Linked DNA regions of Homo sapiens: region 1 is linked to region 2. The links are chromatin loops, found by intact Hi-C in ENCODE. Cell type or tissue: mammary epithelial cell. All regions are shown on one strand. Each heading gives the region's core, and the rest is flanking DNA. Links, peaks and the distances in the headings are about the cores only. Region 1 has its middle 25 kb from the start of LINC01742. Region 2 overlaps PMEPA1 (prostate transmembrane protein, androgen induced 1).

What was found. Peaks named below come from ENCODE experiments on the same cell type or tissue, not always from the same donor. Only the 100,000 strongest peaks of a DNase experiment are listed, where the experiment ranks them.
Region 1: it touches region 2 in a loop (24-fold over the local background); 10 of 110 quality-filtered maps call a loop at or near these places.

The regions. Positions count from the first base shown.
Region 1 is chr20:58,023,859-58,034,171 of GRCh38, reverse strand. No RefSeq gene overlaps it. Among named protein-coding and RNA genes, the nearest start is that of LINC01742, 25 kb to the right of the region's middle. In mammary epithelial cell, for the core only: a CTCF peak has its summit at 5,824; no DNase peak of the experiment used is centred there.
Region 2 is chr20:57,650,098-57,660,410 of GRCh38, reverse strand. It overlaps PMEPA1 (prostate transmembrane protein, androgen induced 1), which reads left to right. Exons shown (of 4, transcript NM_020182.5): 2 at 714-868; 3 at 7,325-7,378; 4 at 7,813-10,313. The coding sequence ends at 8,358. Among named protein-coding and RNA genes, the nearest start is that of ZBP1, 35 kb to the right of the region's middle. RefSeq lists enhancers at 2,546-2,675, 4,511-5,108, 5,109-5,708 and a silencer at 5,902-5,981. In mammary epithelial cell, for the core only: a CTCF peak has its summit at 5,954 (motif pointing left); a DNase peak (open chromatin) is centred at 2,600; H3K27ac peaks cover 1,311 bases.

The DNA.
Region 1 (10,313 bases), core at 884-8,883, 370 kb before region 2:
CTTTCTGAGTAATTTTTTTTCACCTTTTCTTTCATTTCCTGTGTTTATTTGCTCATGTTTTCTTTCTAGTTTAGTTTTTATTTCTGTAATAATTATTTTCCTTAATTACAATTTTTTCCCTAAGTTCTATCACTTCATCTCTGACTCTTTCTTTCTCTTTCTTTCTTTCTTCCTTTCTTTCCTTTTCTTTCTTTTCTTTTCTTTTCTTTTCCTTTCCTTTCTTTTCTTTTCTTTCTTTTTCTTTTTTGAGACGGAGTCTCGCTCTGTCACCCAGGCTGGAGTGCAGTGGTGCGATCTCAGCTCACTGCAAGCTCCGCCTCCCGGGTTCACGCCATTCTCCTGCCATCTCTGAGTTTTTCTAATTCTAGTTATGCTGTCCTGTATCACTTTTTAAATTATCTTTTGGCTCATTCTGACACAGGGTTAGAGTTGGCGTGCTTTCATTTCTGTGGGGATGTTATTCTGCTTGTTAGTCTATGTCAATGTGTTATAATCCACATGGGATTTCATCTTGGTGCTTTTTTGTTACTCATTTCTACATGAGATTATTTTTCCCAATCTTTGAGAAAGAGGTGTGGCTCCCAGATCTTCCTTTTCTGTTATTTCCATGCTCTGTTAAAAATCATGGCGGCTTCTTCTTTGAGAGTTCCTGGTTCTGTTCCCCATCCCCAACTTTATATGGACTTTCTTTCTCTTTCTTTTGTCTCTTCTGCTCCTGTCCTGGTCAAATTTGATTCTGCTCCTTGCAGTTTCTCCTCAATCTGGCTCCTACCTTGGAAGGGAGTCCCAGCAGGTTAATTTCAAGAGTTCATGGGGCCAGACTGCTCCACCCTCTTTAGCTCAGCCCATAAGGCCCTGGCATTCACTTACTCTTGAGTGGGCAAAACCACTTTCTGCTCAAACAGCTGCTCTCGATTGGCCTGTCCGTTCTCCTGTTGGTGGTTTTCGAGTCTCCTGTCTCAGATCCTTTGGGCTCCCTGTGGCTCCCCTCTGCTTCCCCCTCACAGACGTTGATGGCAACTGGCTCTGTGGTTGCCTATGGTTTCTTCTCACCTGCTTATATTTTGGTGTTTGTGGGAATATCTTTCAGAAGTTGTGACAGTTTTGCTGTAAATGTTGTCCATGGGTTCTTGTTCCAGCTATCTAGTTGCTCTGTGGGATTTGGGGAAATTAAAAATCTATGTTGCCATTACCCTTGCCATCTTCCCAAGACCCCCCAACCCTCCACCCACCCCGCTTCCACGTGCAACATGAGTCTTGCTTTTTTCATTCAGTCTGATACCATGTGTGGTGATGAACCGAGACAGGGTGACAGTTGGTGGAAGCAGTATATCCCTGCTTTGAGGAGTATTTTGTCAATGACACTGTTTAGAATTGCTGACTCATGGTAATAATAAAAAGCAGCCTGTGTTTGGTTGGTTTTATTATTAAAAAAATTATTTACAGAAAATGCACCTTTTATTGCCTGCACACAGGTTGGGCTGCTGTCACCACCTATCGTGTGTTTGCCATTGACATGAGTGGTTTTCAAAGTCATTAAAACATCCCTATATCTGGGAGCTTTACTGGCTGAGAAATATTTCATCATATTGATATCACAATTTTTTTTGCTCATCTTTTTTATTGCATATTGAGATACTTTCCAAAATTTTGCTATCATTAATAATGTAGTGTTAGACATCCATGTACACAAATCTTAATCTTTAATTTTGTTTTTTAAGGATAGATTGCTGGACATTCAATTATTGGGTCAAAGAGACAGTAGTGTAAGAGTAGGAGATCATGGAACCCTTGTATGTCAGGGTTGTAAGGGATACAGCCTTTGGTCCAGTGGCCCATTTTACAGCTTATTTTTTGGAAAAAAAATGAGTCTCAAAAAAGAAAAGAAACATGGTAAAATTAGAAAGTTTCTAAAAAGCATTGCTTTTCATTTCACTGTTTCTATTTTTGCTGCAAAATGCTTGCCCTTGCTACATGGAGAGGTGGGGCCCAGACGTTTGCTTCCTGTTGATGGCTGGGGGCACCTTCTCCTTGCTTTGATCAATAGCGCACACTCATCCTATCCTACTGGTTGTCTGGACCTGGTCCAAGGCTGTCTGAGTTACCTTGTGGTACAGCAAACAAGAGTGGAATTGGAAAAAAAGTTTACACTCAGTATTGAACATGGGAGAGGGAGCACCACACTGAGGACATACGTTATGACTTACAGCTCTTCTCCTTAGATCTTAGGACACGTGTATTGATCATTCCGGCTGTATTTAATTCCCTTGAATGATTGTGCCATATTATCTCACACTGTGTCCTCCTTTTCAAAATAACTGAACACTCTTTTCTGATCTCCGTGTTTGTACCTGATGACTTAAGTTGTTCCTGTGACAGATGTTTAGTTTTCTTGTACCAGGTGGATTCATCAGTGCACATCTTGTACTTTCTGATTACAATTCTGCAATTGCAAACAATGCAGCAATGGACATCCTTGAACTTACCTCTGATTTTGTGAAACCCTGTCTCTGGGGTTTCCACTCATGTCCCAAGGCGTGCGTATGCTTAGAGTCACTAGCTAGTTCTTGAGAATACCTGGCCCAGTTCCTACGCCACCAACAGCACATGAGGGCTCCCATCCCCCTTGCTATGGCAGCAGGTGATATTAAGACCAATGTTTGGCCAGGGGCAGTGGCTCACACCTGTAATCCCAGCATTTCGGGAGACCGAGGCAGGTAGATCACCTGAGGTCAGGAGTTCAAGACCAGCCTGGCCAACATGGTGAAAGCCCGTCTCTACTAAAAATACAAAAATTAGCTGAGCATGATGGCGGGTGCCTGTAATCCCAGCTACTCGGGAGGCTGAGGTGGGAGAATCACTTGAACCTGGGAGGTGGAGGTTGCAGTGAGCTGAGACTGTGCCACCGCCCTTCAGCCTGGGTGACAGAGTGAGACTCCATCTCAAAACAACAACAACAAAACCACAAACAACAACAACAAAACAAAAACAAAAACAAAAACCAATGTTAATGTTTCCCAGTGTTAAAATGTGTTCCTCCAAGGGGTACGAAGTACTAAGATATTGTCTCAATTTTCATTTCTCTGATTATTAAAGAGGTTGAACCTCTCCACACATTGCTTATTGGATACCTGTGCTTCCCCTTCTGGGAGAAGTGATTGTCTTTTTCTCACTTGGGTTTCCTTTTATTTTGCTTGCTGATTTTGCAGGAGTTTCCTATATGTTTTCATTTAAGTTTCATTAGTTTTAGATTACAAACATTCTCTCAATCTATCACTTATCACTATTTTTGTGATGTTCTTAGTTGAGCAAAAATATTTAACTTTGGTGTGATCAAATCTAAGAAATTTCGTTTTCTACTATGTTGAGGGCTTTTTTGCACTGTATTAAAAAATTTTGTTCCCACTCCAATGTCATAATGATAATTCTCCTGCATTTTTTTCTTATAGTTTCAAAGCTTTGCTTTGCCTGTAAATCTCTTTAATCCTTCATTATTTTGGGATGTGATGTAAAGTATATATCTAATTTTTAAAATCTATGCTTTGAATCAAGTTTCTTAACATTGTTTAGTATATGATACATTGCTTCTTCATTGATTTTTGATGCTACCTCTTGAGTCTGTTCCTGGACTTTCCATTTTGTTCCATTTTGTTTGCTGAAGGTATTAATTTCTATGACAGACCAAACAATTTAAATTATGATCACTTTGTAATGTATTTTAATATATCATATCTTTTATTTTTGCAATTTTGCCTTAGCTATTGTTTTTTCATGTACATTTTAGACTCAATTTGCTTCATCTCATTCTCACCCCAAATCCTGCTTTTTCATTTGTATTAAATTTATTGAAACATACAGGGAGATTGACATCCTTATAACATTTAACTCTTCCTTTCCTACACGACCCATCACTTCTCTTATTTATGTACTCTGCTCTTTGAGTTTTGAAATTTTCTCCATAAAGTTCACCTGTACTTTGTATGTTAATCTCCAGATAAGTTATAATTTTTGTCCTGTGGTATGCAGGGTCTTTTTCTGTACATTGCTGATTTCTCAATTAGGACATGAGATTGTGATCAACCACTCATAGATTTAACTCTCTTATTGATTCAGTTGCCTGGGCTCTTAGTGTTGATGGCACTACATCCTTCCTTTCCATGCAGATCAGATTTATCCAAGCCTATCTCATGGTTTGTTGGCAGGAAGTGAGGAGTCTGGCAAGAGAGAACTCACCCTATGGGAAGAAGGAGTTGGATACATTGACAAGGCTCTGGGCATCACAGGGACATAGATGTGCAAAGAGTTCTTCTGGCCAGAGGCAGCCTGGCACCAGGCTAAGTAATCAGTCAAATTTGGATTAAACCCTGCTTCACCACTCATCAGCAGTGTGACCTTGGGTTAATTACAGAGAATCCCTTTGTTCGGTTTCCTTACCTACAAAACAAAGATAATGATAATACTAGCTAATATAATTTTTTGAGGATGAGATAATGTATGCAGAATGCTTGGCTCTCAGCAAGTGCTCACTATGGACAAAGAGGAGAAGCACAGAATTCGAATATTGTTGCTGGAGCTTCTCAAATGCTGACTCTCTGAGAGCCTGTTGGTAGACTGGACAATGGCAGCCATGCCTTATACCATTTTTATTTGGGTTTGTGAGGCTGACACATTTTCTCTGGTGCACTTGACCTTAAGGCTGCAGCATCCAAATGGCACTGCTCGGCTCAATTTTATAGAATTGAGCTTCAAGTGTCTAACCAACTGCATCTGGGAGAAGAGCATGCTTTTCCACTCAATTCTGCTTTTTCCAATAAACCAGCCTTTTAAAAACCATTAAGATATCCTTTAAGGAAATCCATAGTCTTGCTTAATAGAAATGCCCATTTCCATAGAGAAACATAAACACCTATGTACAAAGAGCTGCCTCACCTAAGCCTCAACTCTTCTGAACTTTAATCCTTTTCCATTTTCTTCCTCACTTTAAGAAAGGGGGTCTTAAACTCCCAGAGTCATCAAGCGGTGTACGAAATTTGGCAAGTTTTTTCAAATCCAGAAACTGAGTCATAGAAATTTAGAAGTTGTCAAGCCCTGGAACGTTCCTTCATGGCCGCTGAACTAGCAAACATCCGAAACGATGTCACCTTAAACGAAAGTAGCTCTCCTGCTGTGTTCCCCCTCCCTTCTCTCTAGACCCCAGTCTTTCTCTTTCATGCCCATTGGCTGTAAACACAAGAGTTGCTGTTTATTTATGTACCTCTCTAGTAATGTGATGTTTATTTATTGAGCACCTGCTGCATGCTGGCCATTGGGCTGGTACTGGAATACAGAAGGAACAGGGAAGATGAGGTGCAGCCCTGCTCTCATGGGGCTTACATTCTGCTACAAGAAAACAGAACATTTAAAAGGGAAGCAAATGCATAACCAGAAATATTGACAATGCGATGAAGGAAGTAAATTTAGGGAGAATGCAGGAAGGCTCTCAGGGGAGGAGACACTTAAGCTGACCTTGGGAAAGCAGGAGGAGCCAAATATGTCAGCAATGGGGGCTGAAAGGGATTTCAGGCAGGGAGGATGGTTCAATCAAAGACCTTGAGGCACAAAAGGGGACTGAACTGAAGCCAGCATGTGGGGAACGACATGGAGAGAGGATAATGGCAAAAGATGAGCTTGGAGGATTTTGTCTTCATCCTAAGAATGAGAGGAGATCATTGAAAGACTGTAATCAGGAGAGTAAAGCAATCTATTAGTTTCTGAAAAGATCAGTTGTGGCACAGATGATGGGTTGGAAGGGCGAGTGTGGAAAACAGTAAGGCCAGCTAGGCAGGGGGCGCCATTGCTCAGAAGAGGGGACACTGGCCTTGTCCAGGAGCCAGTGGGAAGTGAAGGACCCAGGGTGGGTTTTGGAGGTAGAGAGATGGATTTGCAATGTCAGGGGAAGGAGCACTGAGTTGGGGGCAGGAACCTCAATTCTGTTCTTGGACTCCCAGTGGTCACGTGGAGGGACTTGGGCTTCTCTCACCTCCCTCTTGAACCCAGTTTTCCTGTCTACAAAACGCAGGGCTGGGGATGGATGAGGCCATCTCTACATTTCCTTCAGTCTGTTGCTGTCTGACTCCAGCCCCGTTTCAACTGGGAAGTTGAAGAGAGTCACCAATCACCTGTCGGGTATTGGCCTGGAGTGTTTGTTCAAAGCTGGACTTCATTCACATCTGGGTTTCTCTTGGAAGTTACTACAGTCCTTTTCCAAACTGTACCACTGAATGAGTTTCAAAAATATGGGTAGACAGAACTTGAATTTTCTGTGACTAAAAAACTAAAATCTCAAGCTGATTTTACTCAGCTTGTCTAGCTCTTAAATAATTCACAAGTGATTTAACATGCCTTTAATAAAGAGTACCCAAAGATATAAAACAAATCCCCTAACACAAAGCCTTACCATTCAGAAATGTAGTAAACTCCATGGCAAAATATAGAAACAATGAGTTTTAATCAATAATTAATATTAGTACCTATTGTACTCATTGTATGAATATTGGATTTTTCTTATTATTTGTATTTTGTCAATATACAGAGGACAGGGACATACAGTTAGTTTTCTGCTGCAGCATTCTGGGCCAGTCCCTCCCACGGTGCCTGGAACCTAGTAGGATCTCAATGGGTATTTGCTGAATGACTGGGTGGATTCTGACTTCTCTCCCAGTCCTGCAGAATGCTTGCTACAAACAAACTTGCATTGGGTACTAAGTGGGCCACTGGCAGCCAGAAGTCCAAAGAGATTCAACCTAGTCAGACTGAAATCAAAGGAGAATCTGATGTTCTTTCCCAATTTCCTCCTCACAACGAGGTGGAAGCATCACATCCAAGGCAGACAGCACACTCATTTTTGAAGCAAGGTGCCATACATAACTTGGGCCTTAGTTTTCCCAGTCTTACCACATGATAGGTGTGTTTTTTGTGCTCCATGAATGGATAGATGTATGGATGGATGGAGAAATAAATAGATGGATTTTTGGGTTGCTGCATGGATGGGTGGTAGATGTATGGATGGGTGGATAGATAGATGCACGGATGGATGGATGCAGAGACAGATGAATGTGTGCATGCATGGGTGCTTGGATGTATGTATGTATAGATGGATGGATGGGTGAGTATATGGATGGGAAGATGGACAGATGCATGGATGGATGGATGCATGGATGGATAGATGAGTGGATGAATGGATGGGTGGGCAAATGGATGAATAGAATTGCTGCATGAACAGCCTTTTTGTAAGAGGCATTTTCTGGAATTTGTTGGCTTTCTCTAAGGCTCTTCAAATGTGATGGTGTGAGCTACAGATAGAGAGAATGTGGTTTGCTAGATCCTAAGCAGTGTAGGATAGGGGATGAGGACTCAAACCAGAGGGCTGGGGCCAGTCAGTCTGCAAGTGGCATGTATTTTCATCAAATTAGTTGTCAACCTTAAAAGTGAGGTTATGTCCTGAAAATCCAGATTGCTGATCTCTCCTGGAAAACTTTTAAGCTGTGACCTCACTGGGCCCACATTTCTGCCCAGAAACAAGTGGCTAGAGCTGGATGAAGGATGTCTTCTCTGGGGGTCTGTGGGCTGCCCACTTCCCCTCTATGGCCACCTCCTTCCCTCCCTCGTTTTTTATCCACAACAGAATTAGCCCCCCATGGAGTGGCGGGTTTGGGGTCAGAAGGCTCTGGGTCCAAGTCTAATCCCATCATATTTCCTGTGTGTCCTTAGGTGAGTCATTTCCCCTCCTCTTTTGGGGCAAGTGGAAGAGAACAGGCAGCATTAGAATCAGATTTTGCCAAAGTGTATTTCTCTTGCTGGTTACTTGTCCTTGCTTTGCCACAAATTCTTCATCTGTAATGTGACAGCAATGACAATGGCATGCATTATGATTTTAAAGCATGTTGAGTTCTTTATATATATTAGCTTGCAGTCATCCGTTGAGATTGGCAGGCTTATATCCCTATTTTATTTTATTTTATTTTTTTTGAGATGGAGTCTTGCTCTGTCACCCAGGCTGGAGTGCAATGCTGTGATCTCGGCTCACTGCAACCTCTACCTCCTGGGTTCAAACGATTCTCCTGCATCAGCCTTCCTAGTAGCTGGGATTACAGGTGCATGCCACCATGCCCAGCTAATTTTTGTATTTTCAGCAGAGACGGGGTTTCATCATGTTGGCCAGGCTGGTCTCAAATTCCTGACCTCAGACGATCCACCCACTTCAGCCTCCTGAAGTACTGGGATTACAGGCCTGAGCCATACATGCCCAGCCTGTTATATTCCCACTTTAAAAGGAAACTCAGGCTTCCCAAACTCCCTTCTCACCTAGCTAGAAAACAGGCCGGGAAAACAGGCAGAGCCAGGATTCAGGTTGAGCCTCATGTGCCTACAGTCCCTGTGCTGCTTCCTGCACGGAGCAGAAAGCAGGGATCAGAACATCTACTTTGGAGCAGCCCCCACTGCTGCTTATGGGACATTTGCTGAAAAACCTTGGGACAGGTTGCTTTGACCCCAGGGCCCTTTCTTTGTGGAACACCCCAATATAAAATATAAAATCTCTGGAATGTGGTTCTTCCTCTCTCATCTACACTCCAGTTGCTCTGCTGCTGGGCTGTCCCTTCCCACACAAAGGCTTGGGGAGTGCTCTGAACAGCTTGTCAGAGTGGAGGCCTGTGTCCCCAGCCTTGGGAGCCCCAGGGACTGGCCAGCATGTTGGATGCTGCCCAGCTTCAAAGTGCTTCCCAGCCAAACGTGTCCAGCTGACCATATTCCCAGGGTGGAGTGTCTTTCCCACGACCATACAGGGTCCAGGAGCAGCCTTGGCCACCAGCCCCCCTCCAACGCCCCCTTCCCTCACCACAGTCCTCTGATTTGTGACCTACTCCTCTTTGGACTTTAGGCAAATGCTTCTCCACTGGTCTGAACTTCATCTTCTCCATCTGTAAGTTGGGTGTTTGATAATGTCCCTCAAGGGGTATCAACTAGGGTGCATTCAACAAGCCTGTCCACCACGCCACCCCGAAACTGCCTCTCCTCCAGGAAAGGCCCCTAAATTCACAGAGCCTCCTCAAATGTTTGGTTACCATGCCCTACAGACTGCAAAATTACTGAACTGGTAAGCTCTCTTCTGGGCACAAAAGCCAGAATCCAGCCACCTAATGTGACTGTCAGGGCCACAGTAACAAGAGAAAGAGGACACAGAGCCTCTCTTAATGGGGCTCTCTGTTGGTGAAGCAAAGGTAAGTCACTTTAAAAAAAGCATCTGTGGCTTGAGGCAAAGTTCACGAAGACCAAGAAGATCATCTCTGAGCAGAACGCAGTGCAGAAAGTGCAGTGCACCTCAACTGCAGTCCTCACGTGGATGGGTTTGAAGGGAAGTAAAAACAAATAGCCCCCAAATACCATTGGTGTTATAGAAAAAGTCCGTACATGGTGGTGATGGCAGAGGTGGCCCGTCTGGAGCAGCTGCTGCCATGACGCAGGCTGCAGTAGGGGAGGCGCAGCCAGGGCTGCACATTCCAAGGGGTCAGTGGGAGCTGGAGAGGGGTGGGGGCCCTGCCCTCCTGGGCGCAGCTGCAGCTGTGGACTCAGGCATCTCTGCATTTTCAGGGGACCAGGAAGTCCCTCTCCCCCCGTAGGCTCAGAAATACCTGCTCCCATTGCCTGGCCTCTCCCTGCTCCCTGAGGAAAATTGAGGCTGAGCCCAGGTGCTGTTGCGACCTAGCTGGGTGTGCACGTGCTTGGGGGCAGTGCTGACACACCAGCCCCCTGCTGCCCTCAGCCCCCTCTGGACGTTGGGTGCCAAGGGGAGGCCAAGGGGGAGCTTAGGGCAGCTCAATGCCAGCCTGCGGGCACCCCTCTGCATGAGCAGCTTGGGCACCATGGGCACTGTGGATGGCAGGTTGATGGTGGTGGAGGCAGACAGTCTTCTGGGTGGAAAGGGGTGGGTCCCCGGTGAAGACTTGGGGCTGGGCTGCCAGTTCTGTGGACTGGAATGAGAACTTTTGGTGCATTTCTCAGACTCACCCATGGCCACCCATGGACAAATTAGTATGCACTTCCTCCCTTCTGAAACCCATAAAAGCCCAGACTCAGTCAGACTAGAAGAGATGTCAGGACGCCCTGCCTGTGGAGAGAAGCTACCCACTGTGAGTCTCCTCTCTGCTGAGAGTTGGACACTCGTTCAGGAGACCCTGCCTGTGGAGAGGAGCTATCCACTGTCGGTCTCCTCTGTCTGAGCTGTTCTGCTGCTCAATAAATCACCTCTTTGTCCTGCTCACCCTCTACTTGTCGTC
Region 2 (10,313 bases), core at 1,101-9,100:
GGGTGTGTGTTGGTGTTGACGTGTACTTAGGAGCGTTGTGTGTGTAGGAGTGTTGGGGCATTTGTGTTGGTGTTGTGTGTGTAGGAGTGTTGGTGTGTTGACATATGTGTAGGAGTGTCAGGTGTGCATAGGTTTGTGTACACACGTTCACATGTAGCTCCTCTTTGTTTAATTCCACAAAGCTTCACTCCCAAACTCAGTGCCAACTTCCTCTCTCCGCACTCAGGGGTCCCCTTCTCCTCCCAACTGCTCCCTCCCTGGGCCCCTAAGAAGGGTCTGTGACCGTCTGCCCGAGCCTTTGCCCAGCGACAGGAGCCAGTGCGCAGGGCTCCCTTTCTGCCAGTCAGCTCACGCTGTGCATCTGCAGAACGGCTCCAGGAGGCTCTGAGAGCAGAGAGCAGGGCCTTCCTCCTGCCTGTCCCGTTACCTCCTTCCGGTCAGTCCCTACAGAGGGGGTGTCTGGGTCCCAGGACACCTTTGAGGTGCTCTCCCAGCCAGCAGTACCCCCTCCTCCGCCGTGAGAGCAGCTTCCCTGCACGTACCCCAGCCCCAGGCATCGCCTGTGACCTTGCCGGGAGAGTGGCGGGGGCTTTCCTGAGTCTGGGTTGCACTCTCGTCCCCCTAGGTGGGTGAAAAAGCTCAAAAGGGCTGAGCCCTGAGCACAGCGACCTGCAGGTGTCCAGGGTCTCACGTGTCCCTCTTTGTCTCCACAGCGGAGCTGGAGTTTGTTCAGATCATCATCATCGTGGTGGTGATGATGGTGATGGTGGTGGTGATCACGTGCCTGCTGAGCCACTACAAGCTGTCTGCACGGTCCTTCATCAGCCGGCACAGCCAGGGGCGGAGGAGAGAAGATGCCCTGTCCTCAGTAAGTGCCCCGCCATCCCATCTGTGGCCTGAGGGTGCGGCAGTGGGACGCCCCTTGTAAAAACTCAGACGGGATCCAATGGCAGCGTTTGCAGGAAACAGATTCAGGGCAGGAAGACAGGGGCTGGGGAGCCCACCTGACAGCAGCTTCCTCCCCTGAAATGGGAGGAAAGCACCCGCCAGGCGGGCCTCAGAGATGCTGGAGGAACGTGGGGAATGAAGAGCTGGGCTGGGAAGAGGCTTCGTGATCCACTCACGCACTCAGCTGACTCTCGAGCAGCCTCGGGTCGCAGGCTCTGTGCAGGGCCTGGGGAGAGGGCAGCACACAGGTCCTTGCTGTCATGGAGCTGACGTTCCAGGAGGGAGATGAGACGCCCAGTGGTGATAGCGCCATGCAGGAGATGCGACCACTGGGACCTGGGGGAGCCTCTGCGAGGAACCCTCGGCTAGGGAGGCAGGGCTGGGCTCACAAGCAGCGCAAGCTGACCCCCGTCTTGACCCACATCTCTCGAGGCTGAGTGGAGACAGACCTAGAGAGATGAGGCTGAAAGCAGGGAGGCACCTGGGGCAGGCAGCACAGGAAGGCATTCTGGGTCCACACAGAGGCCTGACACAACAGGATGGTGGAGACGAGGGGCCGGCATTTGGCTCTTACCCACCGGGGTAGTGGTGGGAAAGGTGCCTGCAGTCCTGCAGCCCTGACCCAGACGGAAGGGAGGTGGCGGCCCTGCCCTCGTGCCCGTGCTATGCTGACATCTGGTCATGTGGTCACAATGCCTTGGAGAGCCATAGAGGCAACAGGACACCAGGTCCCGGGGCCTAAGTTTAATCCCATCTCCACCAGTACTGGCCACGTGCCCTCAGACCTGTCCCTGATCTACAAAATGGGGCTTCAGATCCCCCATTTGTAAAATGGGCTGACAGTCACATCCACCTCCCCAGAGATTCAGGGCTTTAGCACAGAGCACGGGTCTGGTCATTACTGGCTATAAAAGCACTTCCATCCATCCATCCATCCACCTGACAGATCTCTACCCAGCACACACACGGGGTATGCAAAATTCCCCCTGCGTTTGGGAAGTGGCTGTGAGCCAGTCCCAGGGGGTGCTGCTGGTGAGTTGGATGGGCGCAGACAGGAGCAGGTGCACGGATGAAGGAAGCCGAGGGCCGTGGCCAGGAAGTTGGGGCGAGCTGCTCTTGAGGCCGTGCTGTGCAGGACCAGGTGAAGTGGGCGCGGGAGTGTGAGGAGGACAGAGCCCTGCAGGAGGGACCCCGCTCTCCATTACAGTCCTGGGTGTTGATCTCTCAGAGTTGTGAGCATTGGTGGGTGTTCTGGAAACCCCAAGAATTTCCCTTTCGAATCTCCACAAAGTCAGGGGCAAACAGGGCAGATCTGGGTCGGTGGGAACTTGCCCGCCTCTGACGGTGAACTCCCGGCTCCATGTCGGCCGCCTGAAGCCCGGCTGTTCGGTATCCTTCAGCAGGTGGACCAAAGGGCGGCACAGAGTTAATCTCTTAATGGCTTCCATCTCTGCACCCAGGATGTGTAACTCAACCACGTGGGGCAGGAAGCGGCTGTTTAAAGAGCAGGCTGGGAACTGTGGGGAGGAGGTGGCACGTGGCCAGCCCTGGGGCTGCGGCACGTCTCTGAGCCGGGGCTCACCAGGTGTGGGGAGGACTCACAGAACAGGCAGCACTGAGTGTGGCCTCCCCACTTCTGGGGACGCCTGGGGTTGGTGGTGGCGCCCAGAGTCCCTGGGCTGAGCCAAGTCAGCTGAGAAGCCTGTTGGCCACAGTCCCTAGCCGGAAGGCCTGTCCCTGGCAGGTCTGGACACCTCTGCTTGCATCAGGCCCCAGCCTCAGTGCGTCACCAGGTTGCCAGGGCAAGGAGCATCAGCCCTGGGACCTCTGATGGGAATGCCTGGCCCACAGACCCGGGGCCCACTGTGCGTCCCAGCACGCTGTCCGGAGGGCGTGCTGCAGACCTGCTGCTCTCAAGCCCCGACGTGTTTATTTGCTGTTGCTACCACTCCAGCAACAAGCACTGGTTACGTCTGCCCAGGGATGCCATCAGGGACTTCAGGGGTTCACCCCACTTTCCAGAGGAGAAACTGGGGATGAGAGAGGTGGAACATTTGCCGGAGGCCACACTGCTTGTCACTGCCGGTGTGAAGAGCCCACAGCCTATTCCGTCCTCCCTCAAGTGCTGGGGAGAGTGACGGTGCCTGGACATTCCAGAAGGCACCAGCCCTGGAGGGGCACTAACTCCAGGCTGGACTCACCTTGCCCCTCGGAGCCTCAGTGTGTGCATCTCCACAGTGGGTTGAAGCTAGGCCTGTGCGGCCCGTGGTCATGGGGAGGATGCAGTTAGTGGAGAGTGTACCGTACCCAGAGGCCGACTGCAGGGGCTTCACTGTTGTGGAGCAGGAGACGGCACCTGGGATCCTGCTGCCAGGAAGGGGTAGGATTCCGTCACACCTTCGGCCAATAGAAAGTCTCCTCCCACTGTCTACCCAGCCGCCTGCACAGCCGCCCGGGATGCCTGGCTGGGTAAACGTGGAGCCTCACTAGGCCTAAAGCAGAATGTGGCAGCTCCCCTGGGGACCCCCTGCCAGACAGGAGTCCCTGGGCCCCGCGGCCTTCCATAGAGATCCACATACAGCTCTTATCTGTCCCGGGCCCAGTCTACATCCCCCCAGCCCATCCATGCTCTGCCCCTGGCATGGCTATCCGACCATGGCCCCTTTTCAGGGTGACCCTGGGGGTCCCCTCTTGCCTGTATGGAGACAAGAGCTCGTGCCTCACCCACCTGCCTCACCATCTCAGGTAAGACCCTGAGCTCTGAGGTCTTTTCTCGGCCTTGTCACCTCCTTGTTGTGTGACACTGGGCAAGGATCTGCCCTCTGAGGGTGAGGCTCCAGTGCAGGCAAGCCCCTCGACCAGGGATGGCACTTCCACCCTGGCGCTGCTCCGAGGGTATTCGGGACATGATGCAGAACGTCACTGCAGTGACCGCCCAGCCACGGAGTGGCGCAGACTTCAGGTTTACCCAGAAAGGCAATCCCAGTCTTTGTGCCCAAGGCCTGCTCAGACTAGGAACTCAGGCCTTGGATGGGGTGACCCTTTGTCCTCTTTATCCCCCAATCAGTCCTCAGTGTGGGTCTCCTGCTCCCGAGAGAACCCAGCCCACCAAGGGCCCATTTCCCAGGGGCAGGGACAAGACTGTGGCCAGGCCAATGTGCGACAATCTGCCAGCAGCGGGAGCCAAAGACCTAGCGTCCACTCCCATGGCCTCAGGAGATACCGAATTCCCCCAGGCCCCTTGTGCTGGGCTGTGGGGGAATTCAGTATCTCCTGAGGACATGGGAGGTACCGAATTTTTTAGGAACATCTCTTTATTCTTTAGAAACATCTCTGAGTCCTCGAAGTTTGATAGAAGGCCATCCCGTCCCCTTGGATGTTCCTGGGGACTCCAGGGGAAGAATGGGCAGCTACGTTCTGGCCTCGTGGTGTTAAGACTCTGGAGGGGTCTGGGAGGAGCTGCCTGAGCGTCAGCTCACTGCGGCTGCCTGGTTTTGTCAATGAGGTCTTTTCTGAGTGTGAATGAAGTGTTTTCGAGTGCGTTTTGCCCATAGCTGCGCTTGGCTGTAGCAGCAGGGTTCAGTGGTATGACAGAGACCCGCCGGCCCACAAACCAGAAAATATTTTACTCTCTGGCTCTTTATGGAAACAGTTTTCAGACCCTTGGTCTAGAAGCATCTAAATGGGGAAGGCGCAGGTGGACTGGGTGCGCCCACTTCAAAGAAGAGGAGTCCACCCCGAGCCCTGGGAGTCTGGGAGTGGTTGGAGGCTGCTGGGAGCAGGGGGCTCGTCAGCAGTGGCTGTAGGATTGGAACCTGTCCTTGTCCTCCACCTGGGGTGACTGGCAGACATAGCCAGAGGCTGGGGAAGGTTCCAGACAATTCTGAAGCTGGGCCCACCTCCCCCGACTTCTCAAGCCACTTTGGAACCTAATTCCACAAAGATGACTTGCACGGGTCACCCAGCAACTTCCGCACTTAAGTAGCAACCTGAGCACTCCCTGACTGCATAGCACGCCGGCGCCTGGCACTGGGGAAACGGTAGCAGCTCCTGCAGGGCGAGTGAGACCCCTGAATAGGCCACCGGGGGCAGAGGGACAAAGGCTGTGGTGCAGGAGGGGACTGGAGGAGATGGGAGGAGGTGCCTGACCCGCCTGGGGGGCTAACGGAGAGCTCTGGGGTTAGCACACCTGGGCAGAGGCTTGAGGGGCCAGTCAAAGTTCTTCAGGAAAGGGAGGAAAGAGGGGCCATTGGTCCAGACCCAGGATGGGCTCAGATCCAAAGGCAAGACGTGAGAGTCTGTGTTCACTGGGCACCTTGCAGAACACACTGTATGGTGCATTGCAGGCGCTGTCATCAGCCCGCTATACAGATAGGAAAACCCGTTAAAGGAAACAGCTATACTACGGCCGTGGACATCTAGGGGGTATGGGCCTCGGTAAGGGGTTGGAACTTTCTCTCCTGGAGGCAGCGGGGGGCCCAGACGGTTTAAGCAGAGGAGTGGCAGGGTGTGGGGTGGGGGGCATGAGGGAGATGTTCCCACTTCTGTGAGGAGGAAGGGCCCTGGGGAAGGGCAAGAGTGGAGGAGACCCTGGGAGACCCCTCAAGGACCTCAAAGACCAGCGGCACTCGCAGCCTCTGGGAGATGGTGAGACACGCAGGCTCGCCAGCCCTCCTGCTACAGAATCTGCATTTTTGCAGGCTGCAGATGGACTGTCTGCACATGGAGGCCCTGGTTCCATAGGACTTTGCTGTCCACTAGGCACAGATGCTGGGGAGAGAGGTGGATAGAACTGTCTAATAGAAGGAGAAGTGAGAGGGGATCAAGGGTGGGTGGAACAAGGGTGGTGGGGAGAGGAGCTGTCAGGAATGATCCTGTGGATCTGGCTTTGCAACTTGAAGAATATCAGAGCCATTCGCTAAATCAGGAGACGAGGCAGTTAAGACCTCCTTAAGGGGTAGGAGCGGTCCTGACGGGACAGTTTTGAGGGGCCACAGAGCCTCCTAGTGGCCATATGGGAAATTACCACCCTCTGGCCGTTCCTACCCAGGCTGCAGGTGAGCGGTATCCTACCTGGGAACCCTCAAAAAACCTGCCCCAAGGGAACGTTTGAGGTGATGGACATACTCATTATCTTGATTGTGGTGAGAGGTTCTTGGTATAAATATATGCCCGAACCAAATTGTATGCTTTGAATATGTCCATTTATTTGCATATCAGTTATATTTCAATGAAGCTATAAAAGTAACAGACATCCCTTTCCCCGGGCCCAGGGCTCACCGTCATGGCATTTGGGGAAACTCAGAGGAACTGGTCCTGGCATGGGGTCTCATTTTCCTCAGAGCAGATGGCATAAGCTTCATGAAGTGGCAGCTGTGCCCCTGCACCCAGACCAGAGCTTGGCGCCACAGTGGAACCACACACCTCCTTTGCCAGAGGCTGAATCACTGTTTTATGGCAGAGCAGCCGCCTTGGGCACTTTCCTCAACTCTCCTGTTTTTCACCTGTGAACTGGGACATCAGTAATGATGGGCTCACTAGATCAAGGGAGAGAAAGACTGTAAAGAAATAAATGCATAGAAGCAATGATTAAGTTAGGACAGGTGCTGGAAAGGGAATCAACAGATGACAAGGTTCACGGGAGAGGCCCTTCAGATGCTGGTCTCCAAGGGTCTGCAGGGGACGCTGGAACTGAAAGTGGACAGCAGCGGGCCGTGCAGCCTGGCCTGCCGTGTAAAGGACCTGGGGCTCGGGCTGAGCTTGTTGAGGCCCCAGGGGGCTGGTCAGCATGGCTGGTGGGAGTGTGGAGGTGACACCCAGCACATTCACATGCTACCTGAGTGCCACGTGGGCTCCGGGTGGTTTTTACATTCAAATTCAGCAAGTGCTTGAGCAACTATGAGGCAAGTACTGTAATCTCAAGAACTGTAATTCAGGTACAGAAACTGCAGCGTTGAAATTAAGTAACTTGACGCAGGTCACACAGCCAGCAGGGGGCCCAGGCCCAGGGGAGTGGGGCCAGGGGTGAGGGGCTGAGGCCATGTTCAGCCTGGTGAGAAGCCACTGAGGCCCACGGGAAGCTACAGGCAGCTTTGAGAAGGGGGCCCCACAAGTGGGTGTATGTTTTGGAAAGTGTCAGGCTGGATTTTCAGGGGACAGCAGAGGGCACCTCAGGGATCAGTGAGGAGGTGATTGCGCTCACGTCCTGGAAAAGCGCCCAGGGCCAGGGGCTGGGGAAGCTGGTTCCGATGCAGAGAGGTGGGCGGGTTCAAGAGCTGATTCCAGGGTAAAGGCCTAAGAGTCGAATCTGGGTTGAGCCTTTGCTGTCCCTCCTGCCCACCCCACTGACCCTGCTTGTACGTTTCTTCCTGTGCAGGAAGGATGCCTGTGGCCCTCGGAGAGCACAGTGTCAGGCAACGGAATCCCAGAGGTGAGACCTCCCTCGGCCTCCCCTCCAACACCCCCATCCCACCCTGGGCTGCTCCCGCTGCGGCTGGAACAGTGTGGGCTGCTAAAGGCTCACCCCTCCGCCCTCCTCTGCAGTGCCCTTGCTGCTGGGATCCTCCTTGCCGGAGATCATCTGCTCCCTGCCCCTGAGGGAGCAGCCCAGCTCTCTGCTCTCTGCACACGGGAGCACGGACGCTGCCACTGTTTGGAGGAGGGCGGTGCAGCTCTGCAGTGCTGCCCCCCAGGCCAGGGCCCCCGCGGGATCAGGCTCTGGGCTCCCGCCCCCGCCAGCCCTGCTGCCCTCTCCCTTTCCCCAGAGAGCCAAGTCCCATGCAGCAGAACTCCAGTCTCAGGATCGCTTCTGGACAACCCACCTGAGACAGCCGCCCTCCCTCACTCCCGCTCTGCTTCCTCCAGCCGCAGGTCTACGCCCCGCCTCGGCCCACCGACCGCCTGGCCGTGCCGCCCTTCGCCCAGCGGGAGCGCTTCCACCGCTTCCAGCCCACCTATCCGTACCTGCAGCACGAGATCGACCTGCCACCCACCATCTCGCTGTCAGACGGGGAGGAGCCCCCACCCTACCAGGGCCCCTGCACCCTCCAGCTTCGGGACCCCGAGCAGCAGCTGGAACTGAACCGGGAGTCGGTGCGCGCACCCCCAAACAGAACCATCTTCGACAGTGACCTGATGGATAGTGCCAGGCTGGGCGGCCCCTGCCCCCCCAGCAGTAACTCGGGCATCAGCGCCACGTGCTACGGCAGCGGCGGGCGCATGGAGGGGCCGCCGCCCACCTACAGCGAGGTCATCGGCCACTACCCGGGGTCCTCCTTCCAGCACCAGCAGAGCAGTGGGCCGCCCTCCTTGCTGGAGGGGACCCGGCTCCACCACACACACATCGCGCCCCTAGAGAGCGCAGCCATCTGGAGCAAAGAGAAGGATAAACAGAAAGGACACCCTCTCTAGGGTCCCCAGGGGGGCCGGGCTGGGGCTGCGTAGGTGAAAAGGCAGAACACTCCGCGCTTCTTAGAAGAGGAGTGAGAGGAAGGCGGGGGGCGCAGCAACGCATCGTGTGGCCCTCCCCTCCCACCTCCCTGTGTATAAATATTTACATGTGATGTCTGGTCTGAATGCACAAGCTAAGAGAGCTTGCAAAAAAAAAAAGAAAAAAGAAAAAAAAAAACCACGTTTCTTTGTTGAGCTGTGTCTTGAAGGCAAAAGAAAAAAAATTTCTACAGTAGTCTTTCTTGTTTCTAGTTGAGCTGCGTGCGTGAATGCTTATTTTCTTTTGTTTATGATAATTTCACTTAACTTTAAAGACATATTTGCACAAAACCTTTGTTTAAAGATCTGCAATATTATATATATAAATATATATAAGATAAGAGAAACTGTATGTGCGAGGGCAGGAGTATTTTTGTATTAGAAGAGGCCTATTAAAAAAAAAAGTTGTTTTCTGAACTAGAAGAGGAAAAAAATGGCAATTTTTGAGTGCCAAGTCAGAAAGTGTGTATTACCTTGTAAAGAAAAAAATTACAAAGCAGGGGTTTAGAGTTATTTATATAAATGTTGAGATTTTGCACTATTTTTTAATATAAATATGTCAGTGCTTGCTTGATGGAAACTTCTCTTGTGTCTGTTGAGACTTTAAGGGAGAAATGTCGGAATTTCAGAGTCGCCTGACGGCAGAGGGTGAGCCCCCGTGGAGTCTGCAGAGAGGCCTTGGCCAGGAGCGGCGGGCTTTCCCGAGGGGCCACTGTCCCTGCAGAGTGGATGCTTCTGCCTAGTGACAGGTTATCACCACGTTATATATTCCCTACCGAAGGAGACACCTTTTCCCCCCTGACCCAGAACAGCCTTTAAATCACAAGCAAAATAGGAAAGTTAACCACGGAGGCACCGAGTTCCAGGTAGTGGTTTTGCCTTTCCCAAAAATGAAAATAAACTGTTACCGAAGGAATTAGTTTTTCCTCTTCTTTTTTCCAACTGTGAAGGTCCCCGTGGGGTGGAGCATGGTGCCCCTCACAAGCCGCAGCGGCTGGTGCCCGGGCTACCAGGGACATGCCAGAGGGCTCGATGACTTGTCTCTGCAGGGCGCTTTGGTGGTTGTTCAGCTGGCTAAAGGTTCACCGGTGAAGGCAGGTGCGGTAACTGCCGCACTGGACCCTAGGAAGCCCCAGGTATTCGCAATCTGACCTCCTCCTGTCTGTTTCCCTTCACGGATCAATTCTCACTTAAGAGGCCAATAAACAACCCAACATGAAAAGGTGACAAGCCTGGGTTTCTCCCAGGATAGGTGAAAGGGTTAAAATGAGTAAAGCAGTTGAGCAAACACCAACCCGAGCTTCGGGCGCAGAATTCTTCACCTTCTCTTCCCCTTTCCATCTCCTTTCCCCGCGGAAACAACGCTTCCCTTCTGGTGTGTCTGTTGATCTGTGTTTTCATTTACATCTCTCTTAGACTCCGCTCTTGTTCTCCAGGTTTTCACCAGATAGATTTGGGGTTGGCGGGACCTGCTGGTGACGTGCAGGTGAAGGACAGGAAGGGGCATGTGAGCGTAAATAGAGGTGACCAGAGGAGAGCATGAGGGGTGGGGCTTTGGGACCCACCGGGGCCAGTGGCTGGAGCTTGACGTCTTTCCTCCCCATGGGGGTGGGAGGGCCCCCAGCTGGAAGAGCAGACTCCCAGCTGCTACCCCCTCCCTTCCCATGGGAGTGGCTTTCCATTTTGGGCAGAATGCTGACTAGTAGACTAACATAAAAGATATAAAAGGCAATAACTATTGTTTGTGAGCAACTTTTTTATAACTTCCAAAACAAAAACCTGAGCACAGTTTTGAAGTTCTAGCCACTCGAGCTCATGCATGTGAAACGTGTGCTTTACGAAGGTGGCAGCTGACAGACGTGGGCTCTGCATGCCGC